Regions from separate parts of the Homo sapiens genome. Here region 2 is linked to region 1. Evidence: chromatin loops called from intact Hi-C (ENCODE). Cell type or tissue: heart right ventricle. All regions are shown on one strand.

Evidence for each region. Hi-C counts contacts between places; a loop is a spot of excess contacts. Peaks named below come from ENCODE experiments on the same cell type or tissue, not always from the same donor. Only the 100,000 strongest peaks of a DNase experiment are listed, where the experiment ranks them.
Region 2: it touches region 1 in a loop (8-fold over the local background); 13 of 110 quality-filtered maps call a loop at or near these places.

Annotation. Positions count from the first base shown.
Region 1 is chr2:227,762,818-227,770,817 of GRCh38, reverse strand. It overlaps the pseudogene RNA5SP121. Among named protein-coding and RNA genes, the nearest start is that of SCYGR8, 21 kb to the right of the region's middle. RefSeq lists an enhancer at 4,409-4,458. In heart right ventricle, a CTCF peak has its summit at 4,323 (motif pointing right); a DNase peak (open chromatin) is centred at 4,317; H3K27ac peaks cover 538 bases.
Region 2 is chr2:227,237,505-227,245,504 of GRCh38, reverse strand. COL4A3 (collagen type IV alpha 3 chain) reads right to left here. Exons shown (of 52, transcript NM_000091.5): 2 at 7,481-7,537; 3 at 5,273-5,362; 4 at 1,141-1,185; 5 at 510-554. It overlaps MFF-DT (MFF divergent transcript), which reads left to right. Exons shown (of 14, transcript NR_102371.1): 10 at 7,331-7,419. Among named protein-coding and RNA genes, the nearest start is that of COL4A3, 77 kb to the right of the region's middle. In heart right ventricle, a CTCF peak has its summit at 7,044 (motif pointing right); a DNase peak (open chromatin) is centred at 7,054.

The DNA.
Region 1 (8,000 bases):
GCCAAGGCAGGCGGATCACGAGGTCAGGAGTTCGAGACCAATCTGGCCAACATGGTGAAACCCGTCTCTACTAAAGATACAAAAAATTAGCCAGGCATGGTGGCGTACGCCTGTAATCCCAGCTACTCAGGAGGCTGAGGCAGGAGAATTGCTTGAACCTGGGAGGCAGAGGTTGCAGTGAGCCAAGGTCGTGCCATTGCACGTTAGCCTGGGTGACAGGGCTAGACCCGGTCTCAAAAAAAAAAAAAAAAGCTGCTATTCAAATAAAACGTATTTTTAGCAAACAAATGTTTTATTGGCTAACGGGTTGAATTCCTCAATAATTATAAAGGAATCATTTTCTTTGACCAAATAACCCTTCCCACAGCCAAAACATTTGCTTTGAGGGAAGTTATATCAGCTTTATATTTTGCAAATATTTTCTGATTCTATGAGGTTTTGCCCCAGACTAAACGCAATCCTCTGAGTCATCTAATTTGTGTTAAAGGAGAATGTGCTGTGGTTGGCTGAATAAAAGACCCCAAAGATATCTAGGTCTTAATCCCTGGAACCTGTGAATGTTACCTTCCATAAGTGGACTTTGCAGATGTGATAAAGGTTTTTGTTGTTGTTGTTGTTTGACAAGAGTCTGGCTCTGTCACCAGGCTAGAGTGCGGTGGTGTGATCTCGGCTCACTACAACCTCCACCTCCTGGATTCAAGTGATTCTCCTGCCTCAGCCTCCTGAGTAGCTGGGACTACAGACATGTGCCACCAGACCCAGCTAATTTTTTTTGTATTTTTAGTAGAGATGGGGTTTCACCATGTTGCCCAGGCTGGTCCCGAACTCCTGGCCTCAAGTGATCTGCCTGCCTCAACCTCCCAAAGTCCTGGGATTACAGGCATGAGCCACTGAGCCCAGATGATTAAGGATGTTAATGGAAAGATGGAAAGAGTATTCTGGATTATCAGGGTGGGACTCAAATGTAATCAGAAGTGGCCTCATCGGACAGAAACAGATCAAGATTTGACTACAGAGGAGGAAGTAGATGTCACAATGGAAGCAAAGGTTGGAATGATTTGAGGAAGAGGTTTTAAGTCAAGGAGTGCACAAAGCCTCCAGTAGCCAAAAAAGGCAAGGAGGCGAACTCTCCCTTGAGAACCTCCAAAGGGAACCAGACCTGTGAACACCTTGACTTTAGCCCAGTGAGCCTGGTTCTGAACTTCTGGCCTTTGGAACTGTAAGAGAATCAGTGTGCTGTTTTAGGCCACCAAATTTGTGTTTATTTGATACAGAACAAAAGGAAAGTAATTCCGCTGGTAAATGCGATTAATTTCCACATGGTGAGCCCCAGTGTGTTTTCATTTAAAGATAAAAGAATGAAGACAAACTTTTGACAAGTCGAAAGCGTCAGAGTGGGTACAGAGCACAGGGCAAGCCCCTCCCCTCCAATTTGGCCCCAGAAGCCTCACTCAGAATCTGTTTGCACTCTATCCAGAATATATGCTTCTGGGGCCTAAAGAATTTTCACATTAATAAAATGAGCCTAGGGCCAGGCGAGGTGGCTCATGCCTGTAATCCTAGCATTTTGGGAGGCTGAAGCAGGTGGATCACTTGAAGCCAGGAGGTTGAGACCAGCCTGGCCAACATGGTAAAACCCCGTCTCTACTAAAAATACAAAAATTAGCCAGGTGTAGTGACGTGCGCCTATAGTCCCAGCTACTCGGAATGCTGAGGCATGAGAATCACTTGAACTCGGGAGACAGAGGTTGCAGTGAGCCGAGATGATGCCACTGCACTCCAGCTTGGGTGATAGAGTCAGACTCCGTCTCAAAAATTAAATAAATAAATGAGTTTAGAGTATAATAATGTTATTGATCAACAACAAATCTCATATGAGCAATTTCCAACAATTTTTATATACTCTTTTATTTATTGTTTTATTTATTTTTAATTGACAAGTAAAAATTGTATGTATTTATGGTGTATAACATGTTTTGCTATATGCATACATTGTGAAATGCCTAAATCAGCTATTAAACATATAACATTACCTAGCATACTTATCATTTTTGTGTTGAGGACACTTGAAATCTACTCAGCAATTTTCAAGTATACAATATATTGTGATTAACTCTTGTCACTATGATATGCAATAGACTGCGCGAATTTAGTCCTCCTGTCTAAATGAAATTTTGTGTTTACCTTTAACCAACATAGATAATCAGAAGCAAATAAAAAACATCAACAGAATCCAGCAATACCGATTCTTCTCATGGATGACCTTTTTTTTTCTTTCTGACGATGTCTCACTCTGTCACCCAGGCTGGAGTGCAGTGGCGAGATCTCGGCTCAGGTATAGACCCCAAGACCATCCTGCTGGGGGCAGGCAGGTAAAGCTGCAGTCCGGGAAGCCTAGAGGCCCTGCAGCTCCTGAAAAGGAGACTCTGGGGAAGGAGGCACGTCCCGTGCCCTACGATAAACTAAGGCCTGCTTGAGGGGAATCACACTGCCTTTAGCCTGCAACTGTATCTAGTGGCTTCCCGGCAGTAAGACGGTAACCTTGTCTGGGCCGCAGAATGCAGTTTTCAGCGCTCAGGAGCCTGGAGGGGTAAATGGGGGAGGGGAACCCTGGGAGGAACGGGATTCCATGGAGGGCAAGGGGTCTGCGGGAGACCCCCGGACATCTGCCCGGAGCGCCAGGGCTTGCTTCTGTAAAAGCACACTCCGTGAGCCAGGGCCTCCTCGTTTCCTGCCTCCTGGAGCTGGCGCCGCCAGAGGGGACCCAGGCAGCCGCGCCCCGAGCCCAGGATTCCCGTCCCATGGGGCCTGCCCTGTGCACCAAGGGGGTTTAGCAGCGTCCTCTAGCACCGCCACCCCGGCCGCTTGCTGTGACCAGCAAAACTGTCCGAGACACAGCTGGTTGTCTCCTGGGGGGCGGAATGGCCCCTGGTTGAGGATCCCGCTATAAGGCTCGGAACAGCCAAAGAGTGATTGGAACGATCTTTTTCCTGGTGTCTGTAGCCTGCTTCTCCCACTCTGTCCATTTCGCATCACGTTCATTCGCCAAGTGCTGACAGCTTTGCCTTCTAAATATTTCTTGAACCTGTGCTCTCCCCACTCCGTCACCGCTGGGGTCCTGGTGACTTGGGAACTTGCAGGCTCTTTCCTGGCGGCTCTGCATTGGTCTCCCTGGGCCTTGTCCCCCACATCCATTTTCCTCACAGTCACTAGGGACTTTATACAAACTGTAACTCTCCCCAGGTCACTGCCATGATTGACTGATTATGACTGATCGATATATATCTATATCTATATCTATATCTATATCTATCTATCTATATATATATATATATATATATATATATATATTATATATATATTAGACAGAGTCTCGCTCTGTTGCCCAGGCTGAAGTGCAGTGGCATGATCTCAGCTCACTGCAACCTCCGTCTCCCAGGTTCAAGTGATTCTTCTGCCTCAGCCTCCCGAGTAGCTAGGACTACAGGCGTGCGCCACCATGCCCAGCTAATTTTTGTATTTTTAGTAGAGACGGGGTTTCACTATGTTGGCCAGGCTGGTCTCGAATTCCTGACCTCAGGTGATCCGACCGCCTCAGCCTTCCAAAGTGCTGGGATTACAGGCACGAGCCACCACGCCCGGCCGACTGATCAATTTTCCATACAAGGTCTGGCCCTGTCTCCCAGGCTGGAGTGCAAGGCTCACTGCAACCTCAATCTCCTGGGCTCAAGCAATCCTCCCACCTCAGCCTCCTAAGTAGCTGGGACCACAGGCATGCTACCACACCCAGCTAATATGTGTGTGTGTGTGTGTGGTGTTTCATTTTTGTGGAGACGGGGGCGTCTCATTATGTTGCCTAGGCTGGTCTAGAACTCCTGGCCTCAAGCGATTCCCTTGCCTCATCCTCCCAAAGTGTTGGGATTGCAGGTGTCAGCCACCACGCCTGGCCGACTGCCGTGATTAAAAGCTCTTCAGTGGCTTTCCATCAGCCTCAGAATAAAGTCCAATCCCCTTACTAGGAGCTCTCCCGTCATCTGGTCCCAGCTGACCTCTCCACTCAATCTCCTAACACATCATTCTTTGCTCTTTAAAAAAAAAAAAGAAAAGAAATTCTTTTTATTTTTTACTCCTCTTGCTATCATTCCCAGTTGTCTCTTGCTCCTCATGCATGGAGCAGTAACTGCTGTTTTTGTGCCTTGGCGAGTGCTGCTGTCTCTCCCTGGAATGTCTTTCCTGATTTCTGCTTCAAGTTCACATCCTCCAGGGAGCCGGCTCCTGGCTGGCCTGGGCTCACCTCCATTGTTGCGTGTATCGCTTTTGACCACCAGGTGGTAGCACAAGGCAGTGTTTAAGCGCTCGGGCCCAGGAGCCCAGCTGCCTGACCCCAAATGCCAGCTCTGCCAAGGACTGAATGACCCTGGACAAAACACGGAATGCCTCTGTGCGCCTTGTTTTCTTTATCTACAAAATGGAAATAATTAACTGTCTACTTCATAAAGTTGCTATGTGGATTATATGAGCTAATATGTGAAAAGTTCTCAGAAAGTCTCCTGGTGAAAGATCAATACAAGCTACTTGTTATATTTTTTGTGTGTCAGTCTCTTCCAGAAGACTGATGAATACTTCATATTTTAAACATGAATAACAGAAATCTCACTTTAAAGCGGTCTCTTAACACTATCCTTGGGGTTTCACGTTTTCCAAGTTATTTGAGAAGTTTCCTGGCCATTTGTACTACCCCATCTGTGAATTACTTGTTCAAATCCTTTGCTTTTTAATTCCCCCAACAGAGAGGACTGTTGTAGAGCTCAGTTTTGATCACTGGTCTCTCCCTCTCCTCATAGTCTCAGGCCTCTCCTCTTCCTGTGACGGCGTGGACTGTGTTTCAGGACCATTGTTCTTTTCTACATTTGACTATTTAAGGTAAGCATATTGTCCTGCTACTTGAAGTAGATAAATCAGCAGCTATGTACTTTTTCCAGCCAATAAAAGAAATCACATATTAAGTAGGGAACAGATAAAGAATGATGTTATTACATGTGTATTGTTTAATTTTCTCCACTCAAATTCCAATTATAAAAGAAGAGGGAATTACTAAGATAACTCAAAACCATATGCTGCAGGTTTTGAGGTTACTTAATGACACAGAGACCTCCAGAGCCACATGATACTGGGGTAGTGCTTTCACTGACAACCACCACAAAAAAACAAATCTTTTCTTTAAGGGTAGTTTCTGGTAGAATCTACATGTCTATATGTTCAAGGATGCTCATTGCAGCATTGTTTACAATATCAAAAAATTAGACACAACATAAATGCCCATTATTGGTGACATAAATAAATTGTGGGAGCCAGGCACAATGGCATGCACCTGTAGCCCCAGCTACTTGAGATGCCCAGGCAGGAGGATCACTTGAGCCCAAGAGTTCGAGTCCAGTTTAGGCCATATATAGCAAGACCTCACCTTAAAAAATAATTGTGAGCTGGGTGCGGTGGCTCACTCCAGTAATCCCAGCACTTTGGGAGGCTGAGGCAGGCAGATCACTGGAGGTTAGGAGTTCGAGACCAGCCTGGTCAACATGGTGAAACCCTGTCTCTACTAAAAATACAAAAATTAGCTGGGTGTGGCGGCACATGCCTGTAATCCCAGCTACTCAGGAGGCTGAAGTAGGAGGATCACTTGAACCTGAGAGGCAGAGGTTGCAGTGAGCCAAGTGGTGCCACTGCACTCCAGCCCGGGTGATAGAGTGAGACTCCGTCTCAAAAAAAATAAAATAAATTACAGTAAACATTTAAAAATTTTTAAAAATATTGTGGTAAATCTATAAGATGGAACACTTTGCAAAAATTGCTAAAAGATACGTGTAGACAACAGAAATGACATGCAGTACTGTAATAATAAGTAAGAAAAGCAAGGCTGGGTGTGGTGGCTCACGCCTGTAATCCCAGAATTTTGGGAGGCCGAAGCGGGTAGATTGCCTGAGCTCAGGAGTTCGAGACCAGCCTGGGCAACACAGTGAAACCCTGTCTCTACTAAAATATAAAAAATTAGCCAGGGATGGTGGCATGCACCTGTAATCCCAGCTGCTCGGGAGGCTGAGGCAGAAGAATCACTTGAACCCAGGAGGCAGAGGTGGCAGTGAGCTGAGATCGCACCATTGCACTCCAGCCTGGGTGACAGAGCAAGACTCTGTCTCAAAAAAAAAAAAAAAAAAGAAAAGAAAGTTGCACAAAAAATATATAGCATATAGAACAAAAGTCTCAATTTGCAAATAGCAACTTACATTTGTACATGCTTAGGAAAAACCTGAAGGCATAGCCACCAAATGCAAAAGTGGTCACCTTTAGGTGATGAGATTCACTGTGACTGTCTGCTTTCTACTTTGTCCAGTTCCAGAGAATAAATTTCTCCATCACCATAATCTATTTGTGCAATATAAAATTAATATAAGTTTAGGCCAGGCATGGTGGCTCTCGCCTGTAATCCCAACACTTTGGGAAGCCGAGGCAGGTGGATCACCTGAGGTCAGGAGTTCAAGACCAGCCTGGCCAACATGGTGAAACCCCGTCTCTACTAAATATATAAAAATTAGGCAGATGTGGTGGCACGTGCCTATAACCCCAGCTACTCAGGAGGCTAAGGCAGGATAATTGCTTGAACCCAGGAGGTGGAGGTTGCAGTCTGCCGAGATCATCGTGCCACTGCACTCCAGCCTGAGCGACAGAGCAAGACTGTCTCAAAAATAATAATAATAATAATAATAATAATTAAAAGTCTAGACAGAGTGGCAGAGAGATGGGTGTGTGCAGTCTGTGTAAAACTGTGCTGTCTTGTGGTCTCAGTACAAAATCATAGTTTTATTCCTTGTTTCATGATTTTCTAGGAAAAAAAGAAAAAAGAAACAAAATCAGTTAACCAAGAAAACAATAATGAGCAATAGGAATCTTCACTGCACTCTCTTAGCAAAGTTCAAAATGGGCAGCAAATTGTAGGAGCCAGAGAAAAGCACTATCAACATACTCATCCCTTGGTCTCACTGTGCCTCCCCGTCAGAGCATGGCAGAGGTCCTCATCTCTCCCAGGGCTCCCAAAACTCCCCCCAAATTCCCAAAGAACTCAGTCTTGGCTTTCTTCTCTTAGGATCCCACCTTCCCCACCCCACCCCCACCCCCGCCAATCTAATCCTTCCTTGATCTTCCAATATAAATTGAATTTTTTTTTTTTTTTTGAGACGGAGTCTTGCTCTGTCACCCAGGCTGGAGTGCAATGGCGTGGTCTCAGCTCACTGCAACCTCCGTCCCCCAGGTTCAAGGGATTCTCCTGCCTTAGCCTCCTGAGTAGCTGGGATTACAGACGCCCGCCACCACGCCCGGCTAACTTTTATATTTTTAGTAGAGACGAGGTTTCACCATGTTGGCCAGACTTGTCTCGAACTGACCAGGTGATCCACCCACCTTGGACTCCCAGTGTGCTGGGATTATAGGCATGAGCCACTGCACCTGGCCTAAATTGATTTTTTCTTTCTGGGCTTCCTTCAGTCCTCCACTCTGAGAGCTGATAGGTAAACCCAAAAACTATGGGGTGGAGGGGAGGATATGCATATTTTTGTGTGAATATCATTTATTTACATAACATGTGCTATATCTTATATAAGACACTATATAGTCTATGGCCATAGTACTCTGAACATGCCCGATTTCATCTGTTTGAGGAAGCTAAGCAAGGTCGGGCCTGGTTAGTACTCAGACAGAAGGTACTGTATACCCACATGTACGTGCCAGGAGAATGATCCCCATTCAGTAGTTTTCCTTAGACATAAGCAAGATGTAGCTGGGCCCGATGGCTCACGCCTGTAATCCCAGAACTTTGGGAGGCCAAGGAGGGTAGATGGATGGATCATCTGAGGTCAAGAGTTCGAGACCAGCCTGGCCAACATGGTGAAACCCATCTCTACTAAAAATACAAAAAATTAGCTGAGCATGGTCGTGGGTGCCTATAA
Region 2 (8,000 bases), 530 kb after region 1:
TGAATACCAAAATCCATAGATACTCAAGTCTCTTATATAGAATGGTACCGTATTTGCACATGACTTATACATATCCTCCTGTATGCTTAAAGTCATTTCTAGATTACTTATAATACCTAATACAATGTGAATTCTATGTAAATAGTTGTTATAGTGTAATGGTTTTTAGGTTTGTACAATTTTTATTGTTTTTTTTTAAATATTTTTGATCTACAGTTGGTTGGTTGAATCCATGGATGTGGAATCACTGGATATGGAGGGCCGACTTACCATATAATTTACTAATTATCCTACCCTATCCTATCCTGTCCTGCTTGTATTTCAGGAAGTACATTTTGACTCATATGTCATATAAATCCACACACTAGTATAATATACCATCCTAAGGTGCTATTTTCTTCATGTAACAAATGCATCAGAACACATTTTCTTGCACGACTGTTTTAACATCTTTATTAAAATGAGCTTACTTTTAAATTTTCTAGCTACGGATTTTTCCCATTACTTACTGGAAGTCCAGGAGAACCAGAAAATCCTGGCAATCCACTTATTCCCTGAAGACATAGGAAAAAGGAGGGGGTGGCAAAAAAAAAAAACTTTAAAAATGTTCAATCTATAAACATAAATTTATTTACCATTGCGATAATCTTTTTCCTCCACTATAACTGGGAATAGCTCGAAACGATTGGGAAAACAAATACTAAAGGTTTAACAAACTTTTGTAAATCTCACATTTATGTAACTCTTAAAAAGATATCATTAAGATTATTTTTGGCTTTTTTGGATCGATTCCTAAGGTACAATTTGCATGCAATGAAGTGCTCCAATCTTTTGAGAACAGCTTAATTGAACAGCTTAACAAAGGTTGACCTATGTGCAGTTTTATATACCATCATCTCATCAGACACAGAGCATCTTTATCACTCCAGAGGTTCCTTCATGGCCTTTCTTGGTCAGTTTAACACTTGCCCCTAATGTGGTAACCACTCCTTTGACATCTACCATTACAGATTAGTATTACCTGTTCTTGAACTTCATCTATGGAACCATACACAGTGTACTCCTTTCTGACATTTGTATAACTCTTACTGTGAAAAGCTGATCTTTTAACGATCAGGGTGGACTGGTTGGACTACTAACCCTTACACCTTTGGAACCCGTGAGTCCTGGAAGTCCTGGAAAGCCCTAGATTCAAGTGAAAAAAGAAAAAGTAAACACTCTGAAAATTATTTGGCACTAAGAAACCCATACATCAAACCCAGTCTCAGTCACATGCCAAGCTGTTTTGCCCTTCTGATTATTTCATTGTTAATAAGATTCAATTGCTTGCTTATTTCATTGGAACTTGATAATTGTTTATCAGAAAAGACAAAAATTCATTCAAACCCTTGCTACTCAAAGTGGGGTTTGGGGCCTGCAGCATTAGCATTACCTGGAAGCTTATCAGAAATGTAGAATCTTAGATCTGCCTCACCTCCCAGACTATTGACCGAGAATCTGCATGTTTAACATGATTCTTTAGTGATTCTTGTGCACATTAAAGTCTGTGCAAAAGTCCTAATTAGCCTCACAGCTGCTGAGGTCTGATAAAAATGAATGACACAACTACAGTTGTGGATGAGAATGCCAGCCAGTATTTCTGTGCACAAGAAACACTCTATTAACAAAATGTGCCTGACATGCACAAGGAAATATATAGCCAAGTAAGGACTGCCTGAACCAGAGATAAACTTGCTTTGGGCATGTAATGCATTCAGTTTCGACGTCCTATTTCTTGGAGAATAAGCTTAAATGGTGACTGTTTCAGCTAGGCCACGTGGTGTGAAAGTTTCATTGTCCAAAAGCCATTTTCATCATTCCAGAGAGTTTCAGTATGTTTTGATTTTTAATTTTATTGTTATTATTTGAGAAAAGGGTTGTTACAGAATCCTCTGAGATTGCACTGTCAAGGCCAAAGTCAGTCTCTCCCATCTATGGCGGAATTCCGGGGTGCATGGCTGTGTTCAAGGCCATTCCCCTTCCCACAGAATTCTATTCACGTGATGCCGAAAGCAGAAGGTTTTACTTGCAGGTTTTACTTTCTCATTGTAAACTTTTTTCATGCAGAAAACATTTAAAATTAAGATAGGAATCTTGTAAATCTAAAACATCTTTTTGGTCAGGTTTTAATATTCTCTAATTGTCTGCCTTTGATTGTATTATCTTTTGTAGCTATTCATACATATCTGTAAGCCTTACATGCTTTAAAATATCAATCTATGACAACATGGTACTCAGGTTTTCTGGATTAATCTTCTGGAATGCCTGCACTCATGTAACCCATACTAAGTGCCATGTGTTTGTGACTATTTTAATGAATTTCAGCATCTCTAAAGAAATGCTGAAGAGAATTAAACAGAGTAGGCTACAGATAACAATTTTTTTAAAAACGGAATTGGCATTAGGCTGATCTAAGTCCAGGGTTGAAGTGGCAAACTCGTTCTACCAATAGAAATGGAAGAAAACCTGGGTCCATGCCTTAGAGGAAGTCAGTGTTCAGTTTCTGCCCAGAATCTGGATGACTTTTTCAAAATTAGGATCGGAAGAAGGAGAAATGGACAAAAAGAACACATACATGGATATGGTAGACAGGGAAATGGCAGGATTACTGGAAAACAGCAAGATTTTGCATTTTACATGTAAGCTGTGGGTGTGGTTTCAAGAGTTTGATTCTGGCATCATATATGTGACATAAGAAACACATATTTGTTCTGTGCCTTTGGTTCCTGACACAGAGCTCCTAAAACCCTTCTAATATTCTGAGTGATAGGGGAGTAAAGACCATCTTTTGTTCTAATATTTGGTGTTTGACCTCACTTGGAATATCCTGGGTGATAGAAGTGTCTTTTGTTCTAAGGAGGCAACTCTTGGTGGGCTCCCAGATGGGGGCTGGTCATCAGAAAGACCAAGTCTTGATTAGAAGCTTGAAACTTTGAGCTCCAGCTGCACCCTTCAGTGAGGAAAGCGGAGCTGGAGATTGAGTTTATAATTGATCCTGCCCACATGATGACACCTCCATAAGAATCCCTGAAGCATGGTGTTCAGAGAGCTTCTGGGTGGGTGAACGTTCACGTTCCAGGACGGTAATGCACCTTAACTCCATGGCGACAGAAGCTCCTGCACTTGGGACCCTTCTGGACCTTCTCCTGTGTATCTCTTCATCTCTCATTCATATCCCTTATAATAAACTGATAAATGTTCCCATGAGTTCTATGAGACTCTTTAGCAAATTATCAAAGCAGAGGAGGAGGTCATGGGAACCCCTGATTTATTTGTAGCCAAGTTGGACGGCATTATGGGTAACTGAGGACCCACTACTTATGACTAGTCCTGAAACAGGGACAGTCTTGTGGGACTGAGCCCTTACCCTATGGGGTCTGCACTAACCCCAGGTATTTAATGTCATAACTGAATTGAGGGGTACCCAGTTGGCATCCAGAGAGTTGGAGAATTGTTTGGTTTGAGGAAAATCCCACACACAGTGTCAAACCAGGTTTGAACTCTGATTTTGCTTCCTGTGAGCTGCGTGACCCAGGAAAAATTACTCAAGTGCTCTGTGTCCGTTTTCTCATCCATGTAGTGGAGGTAATGATGGGAACTACATTGTAAATCACCACAGTCATGATTTGTGGGATTGATGTGAGGAGTAAATGAGATCCAGGGAGAAATAGATGGCCCAATGCCTGGCACAGAGTACATATGCAGTAGGTTGGCTTTGGCTTTGATTATCATTTACATATTTCATACATTATTTTAATACATATATATATATACACACACGTATATATTTTTTTAATGGAGTCTCGCTCTATTACCCAGGCTGGAGTGCAGTAGCATGATCATGGCTCACTGCAGCCTCCGCCTCCAGGGCTCAAGCAATCCTCCTACCTCAGCCTCCTGAGTAGCTGAGACCACAGGCATATGCCACCACACCTGGCTAATTTTTGTATTTTTGGTAGAAACTGGGTCTCCTTATGTTGCCCAGGTTGACCTCAAACTCGTGGGCTCAAGTGATCCTCCTGCCTCAGCCTCCCAGAGCAATGGGATTACAGGCATGAGCCACTGTGTCTGGCCTCTAATACATATTCTAATATATTATGAAATTTGTAAAAGACCTGTATAGATCAATTATAATCATTTTTCATAGCTTATTAGTTGGTTTATAGCTTGCTGGAGGTCAGTAGTCAGGGGAATGAATGTGTGGGTGCGTGAGAAGCCAGGCTTAAGTCTAGCTAATGTCCACAGCAGGAAAGAGTACTCAGCAAATCCAGTGGTTATTCAGTTATTTAGTAAATCCTCTATGGTATTTATTTAAACAAAGCCCTTTGCTGTATCACAGACTTTAGGATAAGAATGTGTGATGAGTGTGAAGGGTCATAGACTCGGGATGTTTAAGGGACCAGAAGGAAAAGAGAAACCCACAAAGGAAGGGAAGGATAGAGAGACAGGAGAAATACAGAAAGAAAGACAGACAAGTGTTTCAAGGAGAGGAGAGCGATCCACACAATTTGAAACTAAGCAGAGGGGTTCAGGTCAGATTAAGACACAAAAGTATGTATTGGCATTGGCCACTTGAAGGTCATTGGTGATCTTTGCTGGAGTGTTTTCAGAGGAGAGGTGGTAGAAGGCAAATTATTGCTAAGGACTGAATAGTAGATGAACTACAGGCAGCATGTTTGACTATTCTTTTAAGAAGTTTGACAGAGAAAGGAAAGTCAGGGAGAAGATAGCAATCCTTTGGTCACAAGACCTAAAAGATGGAGAGGAAGTTTTGTATTATCATGGAAAATATTTGCATGTTTAAGAACTGAAAGAGAAAAGCCAATAACAAAAGAAAAGTTGGAATGTCCGGAGAGAGGGGAGGCACCTCGTGGAACAAGGAATCCCAAAGATGGGGCACAGGTGGTTGGACAGGTCTTGAATAGAAGCAAAAAGAGCTCTGAGTTTTCACTGTAGGAGGAATAGAGGTAGGAACAGATGCAGATGTAGACACTGTAGGTTAGGGAGGGAGATGAACTGGAGCCACAGACTTGAAGCTAATGATGATCATTTGCAATAGTCTTGGAGCAGGTTGCGGTTCTATGTGGCCCACTAATACCGGAAACCAGGAGTTCACCATGCACCTAGCAGTTGGCTAAGATGTGGAATTCTCTCCAGGTTTGCAGCAGCCAGGGGGTAGGCAGGAAGAGGGTTAGGTGGGTTGGGGATTTTCCAAGCTTGCAGGATGACATACCTTGGGTCCCTGCGGTCCAGGCAAGCCTTCAGGACCTGTGAATCCTTTCTGGCCAGGAGAACCGGGGGGTCCAGGAAAGCCCTTCTCCCCCTGTTAAAACCAAAACGAGGTGAGAAACACACAGAGCAGCAACTATCCCACAATAAACACACCAATAACCATTATGTTCTCTTGTTTATGACTTCATGGTGACTCTTTGCATGTTTTTTCCTTGGATTAAAAAAATCATAATTAGCACTCAGGAGTGACTACATAGGCAACCAGAAAGCTACCAGTTGTTAGTATTTGTCTATAGGCTTGAAAGTGGTGGCTCTTGGTCTTGTAGAAACTTGACTTTCTCCCAAATGGTAGGGCTATGTAGAGCAGAGCTTAAGGGAGACGGAATAAAAAATGAAAGGGAAAGCCCAGGTAGAAGCATCAAGGTTAGTGGAGTGTTTGTTGTGGGATGGAGAGACAGTGAGGGTCAGGTGCAAGAAGGTGCCTGGGGAGTGTGCATAATTACTATGTAGCTTGAAAGAACGCCACCAGGCAGGTTATGAGTCTGAGCCCTTTCTTTAATACACAGGAGTTAGTAATTTAATCTGTTATTTGTGTAGGAGATGCAGGAAAGGTAGCAAGGGTGGCATAACCAAAAAGGTGTGAGCTCAGTAATGTTCTAGAAGGAGTCAGATAATATTAGGGGAAAGTACCTAGTAAAAGTGAGTGAAAGTACTTTAAGCCCAAGGCTTGACACAGTTCTACCAACAAATAATTTTTCCATGGATTTGTATCTTGGAATTACGTTTGTCCCTCAGTGTCGGTGGGGGATTGGTTCCAGGACCTTCCCCCCACACGAAAACCTGTGGATTCTTAAGTCCCTTATACAAAATGGCATCGTATTTGCATATAACCTAGAACATCCTTCCATATACCTTAAATCTCTAGGTGACTTATAATACCTAATACAATGCAAATGCTTTGCAAATGGTTGTTATACTGCATTTTTTTATTTGTATTATCTTTAATTGTTGTATTATTTTTTATTATATCCCCCCCTCCCCGAAGTATTTTCAGTATGCCATTGGTTGATTCTGAGGATTCAGAAACCGTGGATAAGGAGGGCCGACTGTACTCTTCAACAGTAAAGGCCACCGGCTGATTTGGTTAATTGGGTCAATTTAGTTACACAATTGGCAAATTAAAACAAAAAAGAACAAGTCAGCTATTTTACATTGTGTGTGTGCACACACACTCAACAAGAAGAGAAATAAAAGAATGTGCTAGACCCCTCTCGCTACTCAGTTACTTTTATACACCCTACAGTAGCATCTTGCAAATAATAGAAACTCAATAAATGCTTCTTGAATGCAAGGAGAATCACAGAGAAAGTGCTTCTCAATGGGAACCTGAATTAGAATACATTCACAGATTCAAGAAAAAACCTAAATCCAACTACATGTGAATTATGAAATAATTTAAAATAAGTATAATTATTATAATTAGCATACACATTATATAGAAATTAGTTTAGATAAAGAGCTTAAATATGTTCTTAAAATATTTTAAAATAGTCATCCTTCAATGTTGTTAAACAATTAATTAGTGTCTCTGAGGAAAGGGTTTGGTAAACAAAGAAAAAAACTTTAGTTCTGCCTCTATCTTAATTATCACAAATTGCAAGTTAATGGAGCGAATTAATGAGATTTCACGGCATTCCTTTTTTTCTTGAATTCTGCAATGGAGCTACTTCCCTCTGCTAAGTTTTGCCTCAACCAGTGTGCTGCTGTGGGATTTCTCCACCAGGGGGCGAACTTGAACCAATGCTGCAGGACAAAAATCTGTGAATTTCAATGTTTATTTTCTGTCAAAGTGAATGAATCAAATCGTTTTCAGTTCTTCTCTTGTGTTTAGCAACATTGTAAATAGTGTATACATATGGAGACTTGTCATAAACTTTCTTTTTCTTTTTCTCATTTGCTACTTATTCTTTACAGACCGAGAGAGTTGTAATTTAATTGCCATTGTATATACAAGGTATCTGAAGCTTCCTAGATGACTTTTTTCTTTTTTTTTTTTTAGGTTAATGTTTATATACAATTACTTTAACATTGGATTTGGGAAATGGAACAACATACTGCGGATCTTTCTGCTACCGATGAAAGAAGAAGGTTGAGTTTTACCTTCTAGAGCTTTACAGTGTAAACAAGCAGTATTAGGGTTTGTTTTTACCTTCTCCCCTTTGGCCCCGTCACAGAAGCACTGGCCTTTGTCTTTACAGACACAACCCTAGGAAGAGGGAAAGAGAAAGGGTTTTGTTTAGAAACAGCTGAATAAATCCCAACCGGCAGGGTAAAAGCAAATGCATTTCTCTGTTCTTCGAGTATTGGACACTATCTGTTAGGAGCCAGGTGACCTTGTAGCAATATATCAATAGAAATATATCAATATATGAATAGCAATAAAGTAGAAAACTGAGAACATGTTGCATAAGGGAGAAATGTCGGATAAGAATACATCATTTGTATTGTACTTGGGAATTTTAAGTGTTAAAGTAATGGCCGTTTTTGCCATTACTTTTAATTACCTTTGTACCAACCTAATAATTTATATATGGAAACGACAAAGCTATCCTTTTTTTCAGGATAATATCTAATTGAATCATAAGAAATTGCTGCTGTCATAGTTAAAAAGTGGTCAAATACTGGCAAATTCTTAGGTTCTACATAATGTTCATATATGTGTATGTGTA